Linked DNA regions of Homo sapiens: regions 1, 3, 4 and 5 are each linked to region 2. A link is a contact called in ENCODE Hi-C or POLR2A ChIA-PET data. All regions are on one chromosome and are shown on one strand. Each heading gives the region's core, a stretch centred on a gene start or an enhancer-like site at or near the end of the contact. The rest is flanking DNA. Distances are from core to core; before and after follow the strand shown. Region 1 holds the start of NUP35 (nucleoporin 35). Region 2 holds the start of ZC3H15 (zinc finger CCCH-type containing 15). Region 3 holds the start of NCKAP1 (NCK associated protein 1). Region 4 holds the start of PMS1 (PMS1 homolog 1, mismatch repair system component). Region 5 holds the start of GLS (glutaminase).

Region 1 (4,640 bases), core at 887-3,386, 3.4 Mb before region 2:
ACCTCGTGATCCGCCCGCCTTGGCCTCCCAAAGTGCTGGGATTACAGGCATGAGCCACCATGCCCGGCTGGTGCAAATCTTTTTCAACATCTTCTTTTATTTAAAGAAGTATCACTCTTTTCTCTTTCTCTGCATCTGTTCCTAAATAAACCCGTTATTAAATAAAAATGGTGCCGTATATGCATGCATGTTTTCAAATTACTTTTTTTCATTATATCTATCACAGAGGTCTTTCTAGGTTAATATTTACACTCATATCAAATCCATCTAATTCATTTTAGTTGTTGTATAGTGTTCTTTTGTTTGGCTAGATCATAATTTGTATAGAAATTTCTTTTTTATTTTGTAGAGAAGTGGGGTCTCACTATCTCAAACTCCTGGACTCAAGTGATCAACCCCTCAGCCTCCCAAGGTGCTGGGATTGCAGGTGTGAGCCACCACATCTAGCCTCAATGTGTGTAGAAATTTATACATTGATATACCTTTCTTGGTAGCTTAATTCTAAAAAGTGGATTGCCCTGTGTTGTGGGCTGACTACTCCCCAAAGATATCCATACACTAAGCTTTAGAATCTGTGAATGTTACCTTATATGGCAAAAGGTATTTTGAAGATGTGATTATTAACTTAATCACCTCTACTGAATATTGAAATAGTAAGATTATCCTGGATTACCTGGGTGGGTCCTAAATGTCATCACAAGGCTATGTGATGGCAGAAGCTGAACAAAGCAGTGTCAGACAGACCAAAGATGCTACATCGTTGGCTTTGAAAAAGCAGGAAGGTGGCACAAGCTAAGAAATATAAGTGGCTTCTAGAAGCTTGAAAAAGCAAGGTAATAGATTCTCCCCTGGAGCCTCCAGAAGAAAATAGTCCTTCTGGTACTTTGATTTTAGCCCTACAATACTCATTTTGGATTTTTGGCCTCCAGAACTGTAAGAGATACATTTGTGCTGGTTTAGTTAACCGAGCTTGTGGTACTCCAATGTGACTTTATCTGAACTTTATTACATCTGCAAAGACCCGATTTCCAAATAAGGTCATATTCATAAGTATGAGGGTTAGGACTTGAACATAAATTTTTGAGGGACACAATTCAATTCACACACCCATTTTCAAAAAGTCAATTCGATCTGTGAGTGGTTTTAAAATTTGATTTCTGTGAACCTACCATTTAATTCTGGAATTGTTACTGCCTCATTCCAAAGACAAAATTCTTCCTCCATTTGAGATTTTAGGAAGTCCTAGAAGAAATAGCTGAGCATGGGTGGATATTTTGGAAATAATCCTCATGGTATGGAGCAGAGAACGTCCCCAGTTATACATATGTAGCACATTATTTTATAAAGTTAGTATTTGAGCAAAACTAAACAATATATTTTTACACACACATATGCAGAATATGTGTATGTGATTTACGTATGACTATGCCCTAAAGAAAAGCAGCAAAGTGAGGGGACGTGGACGGCAGGGATGGCACATGCAGAAGCACGCAAGATTCCGCGGTGTGGAGGGTTCGTGGGTGCGTATAATTATCTTCCATTATTTACATGTGTACTTTATGCGTTCGTTAGCTATATTTTTGTATGTTTTAATATGCAACAAAACGGCGTATGAGTTACGCTTTAATGTAAAATTGTCTACATAACACAAAATTTAAAAGAAATGGCATACGGATAGTAGAAAACATGCTTTGAGGAAAAAGCGTCATGTACTAAGTCCAGAAATCGACATTGCAAAGAGGCACCAACTGTTTTCATCAAGCTGACTTTTCCAGGTGCTACTCAGAAAAGCTGACCGATGATAGAGCACTGGGTCAACTCACGCTAATTATGAAACCGTGAGTAAAATAATCTGTGCTTCTATGTAACTTAAGTACCCACAAATCAGGAAGCATTCCCGGATGAAAAGCATTCACAGAACCATACGCTGGTTCGCCACCTTCCCGGTGCAAAAACCCTTTCCTCGGAAATTCTCAGCGCAAAGACTTTGCCCTATTCCAAAATGGCTCCGGCGCCTACAACTTAAGCATAGCGCAGGTCCGGAAGTTACGCAACCCCATAAGGTAGCACGCCGTTACCCGTGGGGAGCGTTTCCGCCATTTTTGAAAATTAATTGGGAAGGTACTGGTTTTAAGTGTAGTTGCCGACGCAATGGCAGCCTTTGCAGTGGAACCTCAGGGGCCCGCGTTAGGTGAGTGAAATATTGCTTTTCCTTGCTGGCACTGCCATCCATGCTCTGGGCCTGGAGGCGGGCAAGACTGAAAGGCAGTCGTCAGGCTCTCGTCTGCTGGTTTCAGTCGCGGAGAGGGAATCCTTGGGTGCCCCCAAGTTCATAGTCGGTCCCCTACTCGACGCGTCGCCTCCATACTGCTACAAAGGTGGCGCCGGGAAGCTGAGGGCCCTGGGAGGGTGAAGAAAAGGCCGTCTGGCGGTGACTGAGCTGTGTTTGTGCCCCCACACGCCAGCCACGTTAGACTGGCCCATACCTTAACCTCCTTCTGATACCCGAGACGCGATGCTGGTTGCTGGATTCCCAGCTGGTTGCTGGTCCCCAGAAGCATCCCTGGGAGGAACTGACCGCGGTACACGTGGGTGGGCGGTGCCCTGAAGTGTGTGGGTGCAGTCCACTGCTTCTTGATCACCGGTGCTTCCAGTTCCTGTTTTGACTCCTCTCTCCCGGGCTTTGCCAAAGGAATCTTGTTATTAATGGAAGCTTGAATCGTGCAACATTTAATCAACCGTGTGGTTGGTAATCATTGAGATATTGACCTTAACAGCAAGCTAGGAGTTCGCACGATATTTCCCGCCTTTATTTGGGGAAAGTGACTCTTAAGTATTGTAGGAGGTATTTTTCTCTAGTAAGTCACGATCTGAATTTTTTTAAAGATTCATTCCCATTATTCATTGCGGAGCCTCGTTGAAATATGTCGTCTTTGAAAAAAATCTACCACTTTAACAGCACGCGGATTTCTTTTTTTCCTGCTGAGTTTTGCGACTTGTGAGAATCGTCGAAAATTTTAGAACGGAAAATAAACCGTCTTACTGTCATAGAGACTTACCTGAAAAGTTAGGTTATAACTTTCTGAGCTTGGAAAAGAGAGCAAATGTAATATATATGGTGTGGAAAGAGTCTTTAGATTTGAAGGGTATGTAATGCTTGCCATGTTTGGTGTAAAATAAGTTCTTTTTGAGAATAGAGTAACTTGAACTACTTTAGTCTGTCATAAAAAAACTAAATGCATAATGTCAATAATGCAGATACTCTGCATTAAAATTTATATATAGATGTCGTCTTGGTATTTATTTTTAATGTATTTTAGAGATCAAAAACTCTTCATTTCCAGTTCCAAATTTTTCTATTCAACAAAAACATTTTGGAGTGCATATTTATTGGGGTTACAAATGTGAGTAAACCAATCCCTGTATATTGCCTTGCCAGAAATCTGACATTAGCCAGTATTAATGTTTAAGTCCACATTTTGCAGATATTCCAGGTGCCCACTGGTGTAGTAAAACTAAGGGTTGACTTCAACAAACTGCTAGCTGAGTACGTATCTTTTGGGAGCACAGAATATGAAATGGAATTGAGGACATGCAGCATCTTTTCCTTAAGTTTGCTTTAAGTGAAATTTAGCCTGAGGGGTGGTTGGTGACAGTCCTGATTAAGAGCCCATTGTGCCCTCCTTCCTGTCTGGTGCTTTCTTTTTTCTTTTCCTTCCTTCTTCCCTCTCTCCCTCCCTCCCTTCCTCTTTTTTGACACAGCCGTGTCACCTGGGCTGGAGTGCAGTCGTGCAGTCTCAGCTCACTGCAACCTCCCCCTCCGGGCTCAAGCAATCCTCCCACCTCAGCCTCCCAGGGGCTGGGACCACAGTGTGCCGCCACTCCCAGCTACTTATTGTATTTTTGGTAGAGACAAGGTTTCGCCATTTTGTCCAGACTGGTCTCGAACTGAGCTCGAGCGATCCACCTGCCTCGGCCTCCCAAAATCCTGGGATTAGAGGCTTGCGCCTTCTACTGTGTCTGTATGTATCCAGATACATCAGAACTTTTCTTAAGCCAATTCTTACTTTATTTTGCTATAATTTTTTTTTCTTTTAGGGAGGGGGAGTGAATGTAGTGAATGTTACCAAAAACTTTGCGTTTAATATGGTATTCTGAATATCTGTTAAGAATATGCTTTTGTTTAGACTTTTGGTTTGATTTTAGTGGATCTTCTTACGAAATATTTCTACAGTGCCATGTAACATAGTAACTAGCACTTTATAAAATAATTACAATGTAATTAGAGTTTTTCACACCTTGTTTTAGCATTTGCTTTATCCATTTATTGAATTTGTTTTTTTTTTTGTCTTTTATACACTTGTATTGTTAATATCTAGGCCTAATATAATGGGAAATAAGAGGAAGACTAAATAGTTGGCAGCTTTCGGATATTAAGAAACAGATTGTTAAGGCCATCTAGAAGTTAAGTAATAGTTAATAAAAAACCATACAAATAACATAGCAAACATTTGACCCTTCTGAGTGCAATGAGTCACACTCAGGCTTGTCACCTAGTTGAAAATTATTTTCATAAGCAGAGATTGCAAATTCTACATTTATACTTTACTCAGTTTTTGCTATTATAAAATATTTGTAGA
Region 2 (4,871 bases), core at 606-3,105:
TCCTTATTTCTAAAATGTATGAAGAAATAGTGTACGAGGGAGAGTGCTATAAGAGCATGTACTATATTCAGAAATGTGTATTTTCCACTTGAGGCAAGAAAGGATCTTTGTTCTCTACCTGGGCTACACTTCAGAGGAAAAAACCGAAAGCAAAGGTCAGGAGACAGAAGAAGTTATGAACCATGAAACTGGAGCCATTATCATAACATTATGAGACTCTAGATTCTTTGTAACTTCCCCATATTTGTTACTTATAATTCATTTGCCTCATAATAATAATCAGTAAAATTACTCAAAATCAAAGGCCCAAAGGGCATCTTTGGGGCACTAAAAGTAGGAAGTTAAGACAACTACATTCCATATGCAAACAAAGTCTCAAAGGAGACGATCCCCAAATAATCAAATGGATAATAATACTGAGTAAAGAGGGGGCTGGCTGCATCCCTCCATCCTCTGACAAGAACTATGACAATTACAAAAAATAAAGATGAAAATATGTAAAAGGGGGGGAGCCCATTAACCTGCCAATATGAGCCCAAATGAAAAAAAGTGTGTCAACATACACCTGCCATTCTCGACACAATTCTTTTTAGTAGCTATCACATTTCTTCTACACACACACATACACACACAAAACATACTTGGGGTTCCTTGACATTATCTTACGTAGAAAATTACTAAGCAAATAATCAATTTGACTAAGTAGGGGGGCTTATCGTTTTCTCCCTATTCAAATTAATGAAAAAGATAAAAAAACTTTTATCTATAAAGATGATTCTTGGTTCCACAATGCTTCTTAACAGAAATAGTTTAAACAATAATCATTTTAAAAAATAACAGCTAAGCATTGTACATTTTTAAAAAATAGTATTTTCGTTTGTACAAATATCAATGGGTCCCATTCATCATTCAAGTACCTTTTCAAACAGGATCTAAGTTTGTAATGTTAGGTAATAGGCATATAGGCTGAAGCCGGACTGCCAAGATTACAATTGCTGGCTCTGTCCTTAATATAACTTTGGGCATCTTTCTTCCTTTCTCTGCTTCATCTATAAAACGAAAACAGTAACAACTCCCACCTAAGTGTCGTTGTGATAACTAAATGAAATAGTGTGTGTAATGTGCCAAGGAATTTCTGGAGCTACCAAGCACTTAAACTAAGTTCTAACTAAGTTTGGTTACTTTCACGTTATAAAGGAATTTTTAGGAATCACCTAGGCACTCTCCTAAAGTCTCAAAATAACTTAATACAGTACTTCTAAGGAGTTCAAGTGCCTCCTTATCTGGGACGCCATCTCAGATGCTCTTCAAATGAAAGGGACCCTGCAAATGAAAGTTAACTTTTTCCATTTTTTAAATAATCCTTCGCAGGAATCTGAAGCACGCGACACTCACGGGCCATTCAGCTCCGCCTCTCCAGGGAACAAGAAGGTTAACTGAGTAACGTGGTCACGGAGCAACCCCGAGTCGCTGCGGCTGCTTAGTAGTCACTCAGGATGGGGATGGTACAGGGGACCATTAACTGGCCCGGCAGGAAAAGTTTCCCGGTGAGGTGACGATGGACAAGAGTCGCCCCATCGTAAGCGAAAGTGGACTGAGAGGAAGCACAAACGCATGGACTCAACCAGCTCGCCCAGATTCACCCTCAGGCCTTTTGCCATCTGAAAAGGGCCTATCGGATGCGCGACATCACGAGTGACGCGTAGTCATTTTCCCACGTCCCGTCCCTGCCCCCTCCTAGTGGGACGCAGTGGGCGCGCACGCGCAGCTCCGCTTCCGGGAGCCGCTCCTCGCTACCCACTATGCTCTGCGACATCGACCTGTCGCAAAGGCCGCGTTTGCGGGGCCAATGAGCGACTCGCTTTCCGTGCGGTGCGGCGAGTGAGGCCCCGGTCTTCCTCCTCGTCCTGCCGCAGGGCCAGAACCCCTGACGGTATTCAGCTGCGCGTAAGTCTGGCCGGTGCCATCTGTCTCCGCAATGCCCCCCAAGAAACAGGCTCAGGCCGGGGGCAGCAAAAAGGCGGAGCAAAAAAAGAAGGAGAAGATTATCGAAGTGAGTACCCACCCCTCCCCCACTCACGCCGCGAGCCCTCCGGAAAGCCACTTCCCCGCTCCGGGCTTCCCTGGGAGCCGGCTCGCTTCCTCGGGCCACGTGTTCCTCCCTTAGGCCTGTGTGGCCCACTGCCCCTTCTCCAGCCCCTGATGACGCTAGCTCTCTCATTACTATAGTGACGCTGCTGGCGCCCCCGCACCTGGGCTTTGCCTCTCCGCCCACACGCCCGTGTTCACCCACCCATGCACCCGGGTGCGAAATGACCCCTCGGGACTGGCACAGGGTTTTATCCTTCGCTAGTCCTCTCAGAATTGAGGAGATTTTCCAAGGTTATGTGTGAAGAAATACGCTGAACGGTCTCGGGCCAGCGTCTTTCTGGAAGACCGACTCATGACGAGTCTTTGTGTTCGTTATTTCTTTACCCGTCACCCAGGGATGGTACTGTTAGTTCTTTTGAACCAACAAATTACGACTTGGTGGCTTTTTCGATCCACCTCTGAAATGTTTAAAGTCCCATAAAGAATGGAAGGACTTTCCGTCACAACCCAGGGTCTTGAACGCAGAGCTTGGTACTTACATTCTGAAGTGGATTAAATAGGATAACGCCTTAAAAGAGATTAGGTTTCAGTGTCACTAATTGTGTGAAGTCCCGTAACCCAGTTTGAGATATATGTGTGTGTGTGCGCGTGTATATATGTATACATCTATGTGTGTGTATATGTGTATATATGTGTGTGTATATATATTCGTTTAACACATTGAGCCTGTAGCCCTTTAATGGCCAAGGAACGCTATTGACGTTCTTACATGTTGTGCACTTGTTTTCCAACAACTGAATTGAGTTTCCTTAAAAGATGAACCATATTTGACATTACGTAAACATACCATACAGACCCCAACGAGGTATTTCTTCCCTCGATTTCTGCTATTAATCCTCCTCATAATTAAATAGGACCTCTTGTACTTTGGATATAATTAGAAAAAGCCATGACCATTTTACCGCATAAGGTGTAAAGTCTGCTCATTGGATTTAAGAAAATGCTTAAGAATTTTGCTATACTTGGCCAGGTTCCAACTTTGGAGGAGAACTGGTATTCTTATTGCCAATTTGTACAGTTTAAAACTGTCATGAAGTACTATAGCCAGACACTTAAAAACAAAATATTACCTTCACATCTGTGTTTTCTATTACCTTATTTGAACAATCTGGATTCGTGGCACTTAGGTAAATTTCAGGGGTTGCTGATCGGATGGCATTCACTTTTATGAAAACCAAGGACATTTTAGGGATGTCGTTTTCCTCGAGATTGGACCCTGATACGAAGTAAAACTCCCATTGAAATTAAATGTTATGTAATAATTTAGACAATTTAAATTATACTTCATGCATTGTAGAGCTTTCTCTATATCTAATTGTTTTATTTTTAATTAGTAGGACTAGTATTCTTATTTTAAGGAATTATGTGTGAAAGTTGTTTATAGTATCCATCAACTTTTAAAATGATGCATATGTTATGATTCTAGTCATCTTGTGACGAAATTATTTTTTAGCTAAAGAGAAAGCAATTTTAGTTTCAATAATGAAGGTATCTCCAAAGAAAAATGCAAAATAAGACAACTGCACTTTTTAACTAAAAATATTAACAACAACAAAGTGGTGAAATTAAGCCCGATTTTGTGTTTTCTACATTTAATATATATTATTTTTTTAATTTATTTTTTGTTGAGGTATAACTTATGTAAAATAAAATGTACAGGTTCTAGATGTATAGTTCTATGTGTTTTGAGGAATTTATTCACCCAGGTAGCTGCCACCCTAATTAAGACTTGAAACATTTCTATCACCCCACTAAATTTGTTTTGTGCCTCTTTCTATTTAATTCTTTCCACACGTGCAGCCACTAATTTTTTTGACAGGATAGATTAGTTTTTACCACTCTAGGAACTCATATAAATTATACAGTAGGTAGCCTTTGTGTCCTTCTTCTTGCTTTCACACCATGCAGTGTTTTTGAGATCCATGCATGTTGTGTATATTTCTAGTATGTTCCTTATTGCTGAAAAGTATTCTCTTGTATGGGAACCATTACAATATGTCACCTTTTGTGTTTAGTGTCTCTCTCTACTTGGAGGAACCAAAAGACGTTATAATTGACGCTTGAAAAACAAACTTAGGATTCCAAAATGGGTTAGAGGCGGTGTTTGTTAAAATCTCGGCAGCCAGAATGGATTATTTTGTGGCTAATGGAGTCATCTGTAGGGACCTTAACCTTGGGGCATACGCTGAGTTGGCATGAGAGTGTCCAATCATCTGTATACATTAGAGCTACAGGATAGGCATCATTAGGGGATCTGGGTGGTGTGTCTATTTCTCTGGGAAGGACTGGTCTTGACTACACCCTCAGTTAATTGCAGTTGTTGAGCTTCTTGCTTTTGCTGAATATGCTTGCATTTTGCTTTCTTGTGTTTTGTGCTATCATTCTTTAACCTAACCTGCAGTACCGTTGGATGTATGTCTTTGAGGCCATTTCTTTCTGAAGACTGAGGTTTGGGTATGGGTTCTTAGTGAACAAGATGTTCAAATATTCCATTTGTTTCTCAGTGATCATAGTTTGTTTCCTTTGAAATGTGTCCACTTGCCTTTAAGAAGGTCCTCCTAGCCTGACATCTTGTAATCTAGATGTTCTTTTATGTTCTGGTCCAGGGACCTGATGAGCTTTTTCAAAAAATACTGCAACAAAGTTTGTCAGACTCATGTGCAACATTGATATTTGCTACTACTGGAGAGGTACAACAATATTTTGAATTGTAGTGTTAA
Region 3 (4,538 bases), core at 910-3,409, 3.4 Mb before region 2:
ATCACTTTTGATGTTACTCTCACTTCCTCTTTTAGAAACCATCATAACCATTTCCTTTAAACCACAATACCACAGGTCTAGTAACTTTTATAATATTTGACTTGTTCATTTTTGGACAAAATTCATATAGGAATCAATTTCCAAGTTTTTTAAGCAGCACAATCTCCCCGAACAGTTCAGGTCAATGCAACCTCTAAGTAATACTATTTAAAACTGAATTATTCCTAACCTATATAAATTTATAACCTAGGCTCCTTGGTAAATGCAGAGGGGCTTCTTTGTCATGACACTGAGCTCCTGCCACATAAAAGGTAACAAACTGAGTAAGCATGTTGCAGTTACTCTCCAGATAGCACTGGGTTTAGAGTAATAAAGCCTTGCAATTAGGTGAGCAACCAGACTTTGTCCTTATCCAAAATTTATCATCATTAAACCAGGACACTCTTTAGAATTAGTGTCTACATCAAATTGTAAAAAATAAATCAATTTTACACTCAAACGCTTGGAAATGAATTTCCAAAGAAAAAAAAAAAAACCTTTCTTCAGAAGCCCTCTCAACCTACAATCTATTGCTATGATTAAACTAAACGGTAACATTCACGATATATTAAAAAGCCAACAAATAGTTATGAAGGTATGACATCAAAGACACATTGGAAACTCGATGGATCTAAATTTTCCAAATATCTCTTTTTCTCTTTATCAAATTGTTTAAAACTTACCAACCTTGCCTTAAGGGGAGAGATTTTGTTGTTTTGTCCTACGATAATGAATGTAATTATTTGTTCTATCTTTACATGGACTTTTCTAAACTTCCAGTGGTCTTCCACTCCTTACTGTACTGAGGACATGTAAAAGCCTTTAAATGGGCCTATTAGCTATAGTTGCTCAAATTATCAGACTATGCTATAAATCAGCAGCAATTGCAACATTTTTACGGTTTTTATTTTGTACAGACACCGAACTTTAAGAAATGGTATTGGAAAATCTAACATGAGGAGGAGTACAGGGGAAAGAGTAGAAGGTTGTTATTCCAGTTCTAGTGACTCACAGCCTAGAAGTATTTCAGAAAATTGGTTCCACCCTCACTTCCCCCTCCTCTCCACCTTCAAAATGAAATAATCCCAAATCGTCAACACACTCTCAATGGCTTTTTATTTAGCAATCTAAAATAAAGTGGCAAAGTGGAGGGGATACGGGATTCATCCAATCAGCCCTTCTCTACCCACATTCCCACACCAAAAAATGGGGATGTGGGGTGTAATCCCTGTTCACTGCTGCCATCTCCGTAAGAATATGGAACACTCAAGTTTTCCTACCCACCTAGAATTTCGCCCACCCACCACCCTCCCTTTCCTATGGGCCCCATCATGGGGGCGGGGGCGCCGAGGAGGGGACAGCTCCCGGCTCCCAGCGGCGCCCCCACCCCGTGCGAGGCCCAGCGCCCGATCCCGCCGCCGGGAGCCGGGAAATGGCTTCTCTGCCTTCGGCCGGCCGGCGAACCACAGGGAGAGGCGCCCGGGACTCCGCATTAGGCCGCGGCGCATCCAGGCGACCCCGGGCCGGGCCTCGGGCGGCGACGCCGAGATTTCTACACCCGGCGCCTCCTGCCGCCCCCACCCCACGGCCTCCCTTGCCCTTCATCCCTCCCGGGCCCGCCCGCCTCCGCCGCGGCCTCCCCGGCCCGTGCGCACCTTCTTGATGTTGTAGAGGCGGGTGAGCATGCCGACGCCCCGGTCGTTGAGGATGGTGAGCTTCTCCGCCAGCTTCTGCTGACTGGGCTGCAGCACTGAGCGCGACATGGTGGTGCTGGTGCCGCCGCCGCCGCCGGCCGCCTCGCGCCCAGTCACGGGCCCGCGGCCTTCGCAGCAGCCTCTCTCGGGCCTCCTCCCCTCCCGCCCGCGACCTCCGCCTTAGGAGAGCGCGCCCATGGCCCTCGCGCCCCAATCCCGCGCCGGCGACAGAGCGAGCCGCGGCGGACTCCTCGGAGCCCCTTCTCCCGCAGCAGCCCGCGCCCCGGCAGCCTCCTGCCTTCCGCCCGCCGCCCTTCCGCCCCCACCCCCGGCGCTCTCCGCCCCAGCCCCCAACGAGCCGCCTTCCCCGGCTGCTCCACTAGGTGTGGCGGCGGCGGCGGCGGCGGCGGCGTCTCCGGCGGCTGAGAACGAGGCCGCTTCCCGCAGCCCCGGACGGGCCCTCGGTCACCTGATCGGCAGCGCCGGCGCCCCCGCGAGGCCGGACGGGGAACTGCGGCCGACGGGCCCTCGGCATGGCCTCGCCGCCGCCGCTCTGGCCCTGGCCCTGGCCCGGACCGCCCACTACGCCTGATGCCGGGATGGGAGTCCCAAGCGGGGACTGAGTGGGGTCGCGTTGTGTGCTCTTTCCACTTCGCCCCACACCCCACTCCTTCAAGTTCCCAAAAGTTGCTTTTCCGCACCACCCTTCTAAAGAAACCGGCAGAAACTCTGCTGGGAGGCGGGGTGTTTTCCAGGCGAGTTTCGCTTAAGAGTGGGCTGGTGGCTCCAAGCGCTTTTTCCTCCCACTGCTTGACAGGCGCTCGCCGCAGAACACAGCAGATGTTGTGCTCCGCGAGGTGGGGATCGCCTCTGCCAGCCTCCCCAGCCCATCCTCAGTCTCCCCGCCTGGAACCAGTTTGTGAGAGAGGAGGTCGGAAGTGAGGGTAACTCAAGTCCTTGAGATAATCACAATCTAGACTTTGTCGGCGAGGAGCACCCATCCGGAGGAGACGCAGTAGGTCCTGGCATGTGGAAGGCAAAAAATAAATGTTTGTTCAATGCCTAAAGGAACCGCTCCCATTTTTTTACAGCCTCCACCCTAAATCCCACTTCTTCTTGGAAACATTCTTCTTTGCCATCTCATTTTTCCTGATCAATTTCTTCTTAGCGACACTCCAAGGCTACTCCCTTGTCAAATGTATTAGACATGATTCCAAAAGTGAACTAACTGAGGACTTACGTAATTGAGGTGAGAAACTTCAGCCAAGAGGACTCAGGCCTCTAATATTTTTGGCTTTGCCTTTTCTCGATATGTTAATTTTTTATATTATATTCATTAATTTTAAGTCAGTAACAAAATGTCCCGCCACATTCAATAAGACATTCTAAGAGTAATAAGCCATCACTGGATTTATCAAAACTCTTTAAGAAAAGGAAATTGTAATGAATAGCTTTAAAATATTTTTTAAAGCTACTATATCTACTATTCGTAAAGAAATCTTCATTTTAATATTCCAACAAGAAAGAAGGAGTGGACTGAATGGATTTAATCTAAGGGGCATTTAAAAGAGTCCTGTTCCCACCAAAAGAAGTCATAATCATACCTGCCAGTGTGCCTGAAATTCTATATACAAAGCTGCAGTACCTTGAATGAATGCTTTGTACCTAGAGAGTCTTAAGAATACAAACACTTCAGAGAGATCATCTGTCGAGCTATTACTAGTCATTAACTGGTCAAGGAATTTAATTTATCTGGTTACTTCTCAGCCTGATAGTTAACATTTTAATTTAGAGGAGGCAAGGTTGTGGGGCCTGGAATAGTAAGGGCAGACCTGAGAAGGGGAGGCTGCGAGGAGGGGTTTGGGGTAGCCAGATAAGAAAATTTAAAAATGTTGAACATTGGGGAAATATGTGCTCCTTTAGGGAGACTACAAATAACTAAGTCTAGACGCAGAATTACAGAGTGCTACCAATAAAAGATTGTCTCATTTTCTAGTTTTTAAAAACTGCTGTATAGGGAGAACAAGAAAATGGCACTGTATTATAAATTTGAACACAACTCTTACTCCCCAAGAAAAACTATCATGTTGCCATATAAACTTGAATACTAGTAGCTGCTTATAACTCAGGAAGTACCCAATAGGAGAACGCTGTAGATAGTAGTCTCATTATTCAATATTTATTGTCACTAATTCATAGACATACTGGCCCTAGACTGTAATGAAATGTATATATTTGCGTAAAAGAGATTAGATGTAGATGAATTACAATTTTTGTCTTTCTCTACATTTTGCATTAAAAAGAACAAGTGTACGGGAATTTTTCTTAAACTTTTTAACTTTTTTGTAGAGACAGGGTCTCCCTATGTTGTCCAGGCTGGTCTTCAACTGCTAGGCTCAAGCTCCATCACACCTGTAACCCCCACACTTTGGGAGGCCAAGGCAAGAGGATTGTTTGAGTCCTGAAGTTCAAGACAAGCCTTGGCAACATAGGGAGACCCCCATATCTACAAAAATTTAAAAATTAGCTGGGGGTGGTGGCGTGCCTGTGGTCCCAACTACTCTGGAGGTTGAGGTGGGAGGATCACTTGAGCCCGGAAGGCAGAGGCTGCAGTGAGCTGTGATCACACCCCTGTACTCCAGTCTGAGTGACAGAGCAAGACCCTGTCTTAAAAAGAAAGAAAGAAAGAGAGAGAGAGGAAGGAAGGAAGGAAGGAAGCAAGCAAGCAAAGGAGGGAGGGAGGGAAGGAGGAGGAGAGGGAGGAGGGGAAGGGAGGGGAGAAAGGAAAGAAAGAAGGAAGGGAGG
Region 4 (4,838 bases), core at 1,944-4,443, 3.3 Mb after region 2:
CTGTTTTCCTGTCTTAATGCTTTAAGTTCATTTTAAAAAATATCTTTCAACAAATGTACTGCTAAACTGGATTCAATTAAAATCCTCAACTAACTGTATTTCCTCCTTTTCACGTTACTTTAATGGGTTATTAAAGACAAGAAAAGTCGCTGTCAAGATTTTTTGTTTTTGTAAAAGGCAATTTCCAGGGCTGCATAATATGGTCAGTACAGTCAATCAAAACTTTGATACTCTGTAGAGCTAACACAAGAGAGTAACAAGCAGCAGCTAAGGCACCATAAGATCCTGAATCACATAAGATGATTAAGTTCAAAACTTAAATACTGAAACAGTGAAGTATACTTACACTATTTAGATAGATAAGTTAACAAGGATTGAAACTAAAATGATCTATTTTCTAGATTCTATACAATGAGAAAAAAAAAAGTCTTACTTAGAAAAAGGACCAATGTTGAAATAAAGCGTGAAAGAAAAAAGAAAATTCTATCCCAGATTAGAATTCTTCAAAATTAAGTCTTATATACTAAAAACTACTAAACTATACACTTTAAATGGGTGGATTTTATTGCATGTGAATTATATCTCAAAAAAGCTGTTAAAAAAACTAAGTTGTATACAACACAAAACCTTAAGCTTCTTTAAAAACTATGTTTAAACACACATGTCATAAAGTTTACCATCTTAGACACTTTTTTTTTTTTTTTGAGACGAAATCTCACTCTGTCACCTAGGCTGGAGTACAGTGGAATGATCTCGGCTCATTGCAACCTCTGCCTCCCAGGTTCAAGCGATTCTCCTGCCTCAGCCTCCCGAGTAGCTGGGACTACAGGCATGCGCCACCATGCCCGGCTAATTTTTGTATTTTTAGTAGAGATGAGGTTTCACCATGTTGGCCAGGCTGGTCTTGAACTCCTGACCTTGTGATCTGCCTGCCTTGGCCTCCCAAAGTGCTGGGACTTTAAATGTACAGTTGAGTGGTATTAAAAACATTCATATTGTTGTGCAATCATCACCATTACCATCCACATCCAGAACTCTCTTCATCTTGCAAAACCAAAAACTCTGTACCCATTAAGCAATAACTTTCCATTCCTTCCTCCCCTTAATTTCCGGCAACCACTAAACTTAAAACTTTTAAGTGTTTAGTATAATGTGAAATTCTTACCAGATTATGTATAATATTTGTTAAAGTCCAAGCAACAGGAACACTGAAGAAGGGAATGCTGAGTAAGACAATATGAAGCAAGCCAACTCCCAATGCATATGTCAGCCACATACCCCGGCTGTTCATGACACGGGTATTTGGATTCACTTCACTGTGGGCAACTCCAACGTTCATGTTTGCTCTGTAGGAAGTAATGAAATGAATCAACACTGATACAACTGGCAACCTAACACCCCCAATTCTGACATGACAAGGTACCTGTGTTGCGAGGATTATTTTTTCCTAGTTACTTTGAAGTAGCACACAAACACCATCCAAAATATGCTACTTGTAGATGCTGATGACAGCAGTAAAGAATCTTCAGCATTTGACTTTAGGGTAAGACAAGACTTGTTATTATGGTTCTATTTGAAAAAATAGTTACAATGCCTTTCCAAAAGTTTGTTTTCTAGCATGTTGTTTTACTGAATAGGAAAATTCAAACTGAAAGAGAAAACCTACATTTTCTTATATCATGAGAGCAAAGTGAAAAGCCAAAAGCTAAATTTACCAACATAATAAATTTATATTAAAAAGAAAAAGCAGAACTCACCGAGCCAGTGTGTCAAGTAGTCAGACTCTTATATTTGACTTAATGTATCCATAAAGAATGGTCAGAGTTCAGATCACTTCTTTCTGAATACTCAATGTGGAAGGTACATGCTGTTGACATAATGTGGTGTAAAATTTACATGGTCAAGGGATAATGTTTGTTTCTCAATTTTGTGATTAAACTAGGTGAAAATAAGGAGTCTTCTGAATATTTCTCTAGTCAAATCAAAAACTTCAGTTTTCTTTCTTCTTTTTAAAAAAGGTTTTCCCTTCTCCTTTCCATTGAAGATGGACTCCAAAGGAAGAATTGATAATAGTTCTCAGTTCTTTTAATGATGGTGTTTACTTGAGACTAAGAATTGCTTAAAATAAAACTGTCCTGAAGAACACCTATCATCCGACGGAGGGGGAAAACGAGGCTAGATTATATTTGGAACAGCTGTGATTTTAAAATACACAAACGCTTGTATTACGGAGTTAGCATACAGAGAGGAATTTCTCATAACCCCTTCCAGCAAATGTTTCCGGAGTATAATGCTCCTTCCGCTCTAGAGACCCATAGAACAGGCATCAAGGGTTAAGGGGACGAAAAGTTAGTTACACTAAGACCGCTAAAGCCTCCAATTTATATGTGTAAATCTTTCGTCTAAACACCCATGATTTATCATACATTAAACTATTATGTCATACTTAGAACATGCCAACACTCAAGATAGTTTTCCCACGTTCCACAGGATGGAGGCCTGAAATTTACATCTCAGCTGGAAGGCAAAGCTGGTGCGGTACTCATCCTATTCCAACCAGAAAACCTTTTCCCAGCAGGTTTGCCGCGCTGCCCACGACTGGCAAACAATGACCTTACAGACCGTGAAGAGGCTGTTGGCTCTGCCCTCGCCGGTGCCTCCGAAGACGGCGACCCGCAGCGGCCCCTCAGGGGAGTCCCCCCTGCTAGACCGACAGCCCGAGCGCTCTGGGCCAGAGAAAACTCAGCAAAAGCCGCCGCTGCTACCACCTCAGCGCCTCCCCCAACCCGCCCCTTCCTTCTCGCGGCCGCACGTCACGTCAGGACCCTGGCAAGACAACGAGGATTTGCGTAGGGGGCGAGCCTCTGAGGCCACTTGGCTCTTACGGCCACGCAGGGCGCCGCAGATGCAGCCGGAGCCCGCTTTTCCCTCTCAGGACGACCCCTAGGCCGCCAGCAGTTCCCTACCGACGAAGGCGACTGTACAGCGTCCACCGCGTTCGTGCCCACTTACCCGCCGCCCCACTCCGGGCCGCCGGCTCGCAGCAGGACCAGCCCGGCTGCTACGGCCGCGGATACACGCCCTCAGGCCCGGCGCTGCGCAGCTTGCGGAAGCTTTCCCGGACAGACTCGCTGCCAGCGGATTGGCTGCGAGCAGCGCCAATCTCACGTTGCCCCCGGGCGAGGCGGGACTCAGTGCCGCGCTCTCTGCACCCGCTCTGCCGCGCGCGTGCGTGCTGGGTGCGGGTGCGGGTGCGGGGTTGGGCCTGCGCATCGGGTGAGACGCTGGCTGCTTGCGGCTAGTGGATGGTAATTGCCTGCCTCGCGCTAGCAGGAAGGTAGTGTGGTGTGACTAACGGGTATTTATTATATCCTCGATGGCTCGAGGGCCCCGTCCCCTCTACTCGTCCTGGTCCGGGCGCGAACGCTATAGGGCAGCTAAGGGCGCTCCCCGCGGGGCGGGAAGCGAAGCCGGGCTTGCGGGCGCGCACACGTGGAACGCGTTTTCTGAGCAGGTCTGGGCTCCGGGGTGTTCTGGCTTGGTCTTTGTTGCGTCCCATTCCCCAGACCCTTCTGGGTGGAGGACTTAAAATTTGTTTTCCAGGCAGCAGATTTAACCCATGGCAACTGTAACTCATCTTGTGTGAGTGGCGGTTTATAGTATTGTATCCTGTGGCATCATACAAGGGGTGCAAGTTAAACTCTTTAAAGTTAATCACGATTTTTGCTCTTGGCCTTCTGGGTTTATCCGTACGCCGAAGACAGGCACCTGTATTACATGCTAAGGAAATGTGAATACCAAAAATTGATCCTGAGGAAAGTCTTGATTAGGTTTTTTTGGAATCGCCTTTGAAATGTAATTTCCCTCACCTTGGCAGTGCAGAAAGTTTGTGATTTTTATTGCCGAAATAGCTTTCAACATTTTGAAATTGACTTAAGAGAATGTTGGCTGTGTATGTCTGTATCTTGCATTTCTGTTGGCTTTGTGAACCTAATTGTTTTGGATTTAGTCTGATCTTTAAATAAATGATTTCTTTGTGTTCTCTCTAATGGAAGTCTGTGAGTTCTCTGATCTTTACTTCTTTTTTAGGCACACCTGTTGTCCTTAACTGACTTTCCGGGTCATCAGCACTTCTTCAGAAGTGTTCCTTTTCCCTCCCAGCAAATATGGAAGACTGACTATCCTGATATTCCCAGACATTCTTTGCTGTGATTTGTAAGCCCGATATAAACCCTTCCATTTGGTACACATATGGTATAGAGTGCTATATTCCAGGGGCTATGCTAGCGATGTGTGATTGATATAAAACCCCTGTCCTCAAAGAACTCTGAGTCAGGAGCAACAGACAGAAACACATATTAATAGAGTAACTTGTGATGAGGTTAATTAGAAATGAGGTAAAGGGGGACTGCAGGGGAAGGAATACCTAATCTGTTGGCAGGTGAAGGAAAGGAGGCTGCAGCAGGGAAGAAAGGCTTGAAGAGTTGATACTGAACTAAATCTGGAAGGATGATTAGAAGTCAGCTGAGAGAGAACCATGTGAGCTGAGGAAGGAGTGAGTGTCACCATGTTAAGAGAGACAAGTTGGCTGGGCACGGTGGCTCACACCTGTAATCCCAGCACTTTGGGAGGCCAAGGCGGGCGGATCACCTGAGGTCAGGAGTTCGAGACCAGCCTGGCCAACATGGTGAAACCCTGTCTCTACTAAAAATACGAAAATTAGCCGGGCGTGGTAGTGCGCTCCTGTAATCCCAGCTACTTGCAGGGCTGGGACAGGAGAATTGCTTGAACCTGGGAGGCAGAGGTTGCAGTGAGCCAAAATCGCTGCACTCTGGCCT
Region 5 (4,307 bases), core at 556-3,055, 4.4 Mb after region 2:
ACAATATTAAAGTCTGCAAGTCATTAACAAGTCAGGGTTAGGCAGGGGTAATATTTGTTACCTTTCCTCTGAAACTTGATGTCTCTATTCCTGAATATATCATTACTTTGATTCATCAACATTTTTGGACAAGTAACATTAGTAATAAAAGCTATCTAAGTACTTTCCCATTGTCCTGCTTTTTTTTTTTTAAATAAAAAAGGTGACTATGTTTTACACATGATAGTTTTTTCCATGTTCTTCTGGTTAAAGAGCAGATAGAAAAAAAAAACTTAAAACACGGCAAGGCTGTAACATGCCAAAGGTCACATAACCTGTAGGTACAGCCAGATTTCCTAATTATTAATCTATTGAAATATTTTACAGTTCACTAGATTACTAAATCCGGTTATCAATTAATGATGCACCTGACATACACCCTTCTAGTTTCATAAAAATCACCTCATTAGGCCGGGCGTGGTGGCTCACGCCTGTAATCCCAGCAATTTGGGAGGCCCAGGGGGTGCAGATCCCTCGAAACCAGCCTGGGCAACCTGGCGAAACCCCGTCTCTACCAAAAATACAAAAAAAAAAAAAAAAAAAAGCAGGTGCTGGCTGAGGTGGGAGGATCACCGGGGCCCCTGAGTTCAAGGCTGCAGTAAGCCGTGATCGCGCCACTGCACTTCAGCCTGGGCGACAGAGTGAGACCCTTTCTCAAAACGAACACACACAACAACACAGTAACAACACACCAACCCCCAAAACATCTTATTAAACTCTGTGGATCTACTCCATTTAAACCTAATTGTTTCAGGAAATAGTCTAAAAACATTTTTTTGTCCTGGAATGTAATGTGTATGTAGCCTCAGGGAATAACTCAGTTTATCAGGTTCTTGGCTGTTTTTCCACAGGTCCAAAAGGATAAATGGATAAAGTGATGCTGAAATAACTTAGAGAACCCGTATTCCAACGCTTCTATTTTAAAACAGTGAAGCAGTTTTTAAAATAGAAAAGTATCTACAGTTTTGCTTTCAAGCAAATAGCGTTAACGGAATCATTGCTATTCAAAACTATTTTTGAAGTATCGGTGTACATTTAAAAAAAATAATTTTTAAAAAAGAAAGCTGTCGTATTCTGGATTCCGCAACCCCCCCACCCCGCCTCGCCACTCGTCGCCCTCCCTCCACCTCCACCCTCCCATGGCTTAAGTCGCATAGCTGAAAGGATTTTGCTCATTTTTTCCAAAACACTTCACGTCTGGGTAGTAGCCAATCATGGAAAGTTTCAAGCAAATGTTACATTTGGGAGAGGGATGAAGCTTGTCCGGGGCTGCTCTCGGAGGAGTCGCCAGACGCCCTGACCTGGGGGCCAGATGCGAGCTGGGATCGGCTGAGTTCCGACAGCTCGGCCAGACTCAGCCCTGCCAAACCTGCTGACCTCACTGCCCTCGGCTGCGGGGGATCTCGCCCATGAGTCTCCCCAACAGCTCGAATTCCCAGAGTGGAGGAGCCCACTGCTTCATAAATGCGAGAACCCAGAGCCCCTAGTACCCAACTAGGCTAGCCTCGGAGTTGGCACGGCGTGCAGAAAGTGGCTACTGAGCAGCCGGGCCTGGCTCACCCGCTTCACACGTCAGTTTGACTCCTCTCCCCGCCCCCCACCAATCCCCCGCCCTACTCTCCGCGCACCCAGAGCCGAGAGAAATTTGACTGCCCTAATCGCCAATCAAAAGAGAGGTCGAGGATTTGAGCCAATCGCAGCGGGCGAAAGGGGCGGGCCGTCGGCGAGCGCTGAAGGTCTCTAGCCCTCCCCTGCGCTTTAGCCTCAGTGCGGAGCCTTAGGCGGAGCGAAGAGAACCGGTCGCGGCAATCCTAGCGCGCAGCAGCAGCAGCAGCAGCAGCAGCAGCAGCAGCAGCAGCAGCAGCACCCGCATCCGCTGCGGGAGTCCGAGCCGGAACCACACCCAAGTAGCTGCCCTTTCCTCTTCTGTCATCTCACCGCCCCACCACAGACCGCGTTCCCCGAGGAAACCGGCCGCCCACGCCCGGAGCATCCTCCCCTGTTGAGCGGGCGCTGACGGACCCGGCGGCATGATGCGGCTGCGAGGCTCGGGGATGCTGCGGGACCTGCTCCTGCGGTCGCCCGCCGGCGTGAGCGCGACTCTGCGGCGGGCACAGCCCTTGGTCACCCTGTGCCGGCGTCCCCGAGGCGGGGGACGGCCGGCCGCGGGCCCGGCTGCCGCCGCGCGACTCCACCCGTGGTGGGGCGGGGGCGGCTGGCCGGCGGAGCCCCTCGCGCGGGGCCTGTCCAGCTCTCCTTCGGAGATCTTGCAGGAGCTGGGCAAGGGGAGCACGCATCCGCAGCCCGGGGTGTCGCCACCCGCTGCCCCGGCGGCGCCCGGCCCCAAGGACGGCCCCGGGGAGACGGACGCGTTTGGCAACAGCGAGGGCAAAGAGCTGGTGGCCTCAGGTGAAAAGTGAGTGTCTCCGCGAGGCGCAGGAGGCCTCGTTCCTTTCGGGGCCCGGGCTCAGGCTGTGTGGGGCCCTGCGGTGGGGCGGGATAGGAGCCGAGGGTCTAGAAAAGAGAAAGAAAGAGGTGCCGGGCGGCCTGCGCCGTCTGCGCCATGTGATTAGGCCCGGCCCCGCCCGCGCCTTCCCCGCCCGCAACCCTCCGCCAGGCACCCACTTCCCTTCTCCGCCCCCGGCGGGGGTCGCCCTGGTGGGGCCGCGGTGGGGCCTGATGGGCTCGCCTGGCGTCCCCAGCGCCAGAGAGGCCGCTCCCCTGCCCGCGCTGCGTGCTCAGCTCCCTGGCTTGCGGCTGCAGCGCCTGGCCGCCCGCCCCAGCCATTCGTGGGCGATGCTGCACGAACATCTCCACCGAGTGACATTTAGGAGTTGGGCGTTCAGCAGAGCCTTTACCTTCCTGACTTGTCGCTTTTCCTGGCTCGTTTCCGCTCTGCCTGCCCTCCCTTGGTTTCTGCCATCATCCGGTTGGAAGCCAGATGTGACAGAGAGCTCTTTATATTTCGGGAGTGGCTACCTCAGGCACGTGTAGAGCCATCTGGGGCACCGGAAACAATGTTTCAGAAGTGAGATTAGGAGGAATCCGGTCATGTGGCCGAGAAGATGGGGCACGCAGTATAGACCACCTGTTTGCATAAGGGACCAGCTTTGGCTTGTCAGGTCTTCCGTGAGATGGGGAGATTTTTAGAAATAAAAGTTAAATAGCCAAGATGAAATGTGACGTAATACACTAACTCAGTGAAAAATCTGAGTTGAGTAGGTTTTGTGACTTCATTGTGATAGGATGTTGACTCATCCTGTATGTGTACGGCACAGTAGTTTAGTCTTAAAGCAAAACTGGTTTTTCTTAAACAATATGCAAAGCAGTCTCCTATATATTTTTGTCTTGTGTAATACAAATGGACCACTTTGTTTTCCCAAAATGGGTAAAAATTTACGGATCTGCTTTCATTATACCTTACTCTTTTTCTGGCTTTGTACGCTGACACTCTAACCTGTTTTGCTTCCCTTTTATTTCTGCTGCTATTTCCAGCTCTAGAGTTCCTTAAGTCAAACTGAAAGTGAGAACATTGTTATAATTTCAATCTCACGCCTGCTTGATGTTTTCCTGTAATTGAAGTTGGGACCTTCCAGAAACTTTTCTAAAGTTCTTCTCCCAGACTGAAAAAGATTATTTGAAAAAAATCACTTGATGATGGGCGAAATTTGTGGTATTTTGTGATGTTGGTTTTGTGCCACAAAATAGCGTCCTGACCATGGACAGGTTATTTAATATCTTGGGTTAGATGACTTAAATCCTTTCAAGTTCTAAAAAGCTATACTTCTGTTAAATTTGTACTTCTCTCATGTTTTAGGGACTAGAATGATAATTTAATCTCATCTGGGACTCACTTTTACTTTAACATCATCCGGTTTACCAAGGAAGTAACGAGTTTACATGCAAGTGCCCAAGGTACAGAATTGCAAAATGCAGTCACAACCGTTTAAAAGTTCATCTTAAAGGCTACAAGATGGGAACTGCATTCTAGTAAAATTATGTCTTCAGGTCTGTGTCTCTGCAGTGGCTCTAGTGCCTCTCTTTTTTTTCCTCTTTTGTCAAACAGGAAATTGAGCTTCTTCTGTGATTCACTTGTCCAGAAGTTTCTGGTTTCATTGCCTTTTTAATAAAAAATCACCTTTTAGCAAGGGCCTCAAGGTTGTGAAGAAAGTTTTTTAATTTGGTTAAAGTTTCTATTTCCTTAATGATCTGGTTTCCAAATGTAGCTTTCCCTCTTTGGCTCCTTTCATTTTGCCTTTATGTGACAA

The links. A loop is a pair of places that touch in the nucleus more often than their neighbours do. ChIA-PET counts read pairs that join two places held with the same protein, here RNA polymerase II (POLR2A). Pooled maps may share reads with other maps.
Region 1: a map of CD8-positive, alpha-beta T cell shows a loop between it and region 2 (31-fold over the local background). The contact joins the promoter of NUP35 here to the promoter of ZC3H15 in region 2. A Hi-C loop is called at or near these places in 6 of 168 maps with a recorded cell type or tissue (CD4-positive, alpha-beta T cell, CD4-positive, alpha-beta memory T cell, CD8-positive, alpha-beta T cell and 1 more) and 15 of 50 pooled maps. POLR2A ChIA-PET finds 5 or more read pairs at or near these places in 5 of 52 experiments (MCF 10A, OCI-LY7, T-cell and 2 more).
Region 3: a map of CD4-positive, alpha-beta memory T cell shows a loop between it and region 2 (7-fold over the local background). The contact joins the promoter of NCKAP1 here to the promoter of ZC3H15 in region 2. A Hi-C loop is called at or near these places in 3 of 168 maps with a recorded cell type or tissue (CD4-positive, alpha-beta memory T cell, K562 and naive thymus-derived CD4-positive, alpha-beta T cell) and 15 of 50 pooled maps.
Region 4: a loop to region 2 is called in a map of naive thymus-derived CD4-positive, alpha-beta T cell, with 16 times the contacts of the local background. The contact joins the promoter of PMS1 here to the promoter of ZC3H15 in region 2. A Hi-C loop is called at or near these places in 2 of 168 maps with a recorded cell type or tissue (CD8-positive, alpha-beta T cell and naive thymus-derived CD4-positive, alpha-beta T cell) and 15 of 50 pooled maps.
Region 5: a map of CD8-positive, alpha-beta T cell shows a loop between it and region 2 (7-fold over the local background). The contact joins the promoter of GLS here to the promoter of ZC3H15 in region 2. A Hi-C loop is called at or near these places in 1 of 168 maps with a recorded cell type or tissue (CD8-positive, alpha-beta T cell), 2 of 37 single-sample maps with no recorded cell type and 11 of 50 pooled maps.

Annotation. Positions count from the first base shown.
Region 1 is chr2:183,122,307-183,126,946 of GRCh38, forward strand. It overlaps NUP35 (nucleoporin 35), which reads left to right and starts at 2,137. Exons shown (of 9, transcript NM_138285.5): 1 at 2,137-2,191. The coding sequence starts at 2,152. LOC124907917 (a long non-coding RNA gene) reads right to left here and starts at 2,651. Exons shown (of 2, transcript XR_007087331.1): 1 at 2,487-2,651; 2 at 1,611-2,401. RefSeq lists an enhancer at 2,187-2,955.
Region 2 is chr2:186,484,405-186,489,275 of GRCh38, forward strand. ZC3H15 (zinc finger CCCH-type containing 15) reads left to right here and starts at 1,856. Exons shown (of 10, transcript NM_018471.3): 1 at 1,856-2,053. The coding sequence starts at 1,979. LOC105373785 (a long non-coding RNA gene) reads right to left here and starts at 1,596. Exons shown (of 2, transcript XR_001739147.3): 1 at 1,396-1,596. It also overlaps the pseudogene DPRXP1. RefSeq lists an enhancer at 1,486-1,965.
Region 3 is chr2:183,036,298-183,040,835 of GRCh38, forward strand. NCKAP1 (NCK associated protein 1) reads right to left here and starts at 2,160. Exons shown (of 31, transcript NM_013436.5): 1 at 1,695-2,160. The coding sequence starts at 1,802. RefSeq lists silencers at 1,580-1,699, 1,760-2,349, 2,082-2,733.
Region 4 is chr2:189,781,257-189,786,094 of GRCh38, forward strand. It overlaps PMS1 (PMS1 homolog 1, mismatch repair system component), which reads left to right and starts at 3,194. Exons shown (of 13, transcript NM_000534.5): 1 at 3,194-3,337. It overlaps ORMDL1 (ORMDL sphingolipid biosynthesis regulator 1), which reads right to left and starts at 3,083. Exons shown (of 5, transcript NM_016467.5): 1 at 3,013-3,083; 2 at 1,758-1,867; 3 at 1,166-1,346. The coding sequence starts at 1,339. RefSeq lists enhancers at 2,370-3,256, 2,542-2,621, 2,712-2,771, 2,782-3,011, 3,562-3,611 and a silencer at 3,152-3,201.
Region 5 is chr2:190,879,016-190,883,322 of GRCh38, forward strand. It overlaps GLS (glutaminase), which reads left to right and starts at 1,806. Exons shown (of 18, transcript NM_014905.5): 1 at 1,806-2,455. The coding sequence starts at 2,070. LOC124906110 (a long non-coding RNA gene) reads right to left here and starts at 2,973. Exons shown (of 2, transcript XR_007087791.1): 1 at 2,898-2,973; 2 at 1-2,553. RefSeq lists enhancers at 1,194-1,333, 2,730-3,929, 3,094-3,283 and silencers at 1,604-1,863, 2,204-2,263, 2,314-2,403, 2,464-2,773.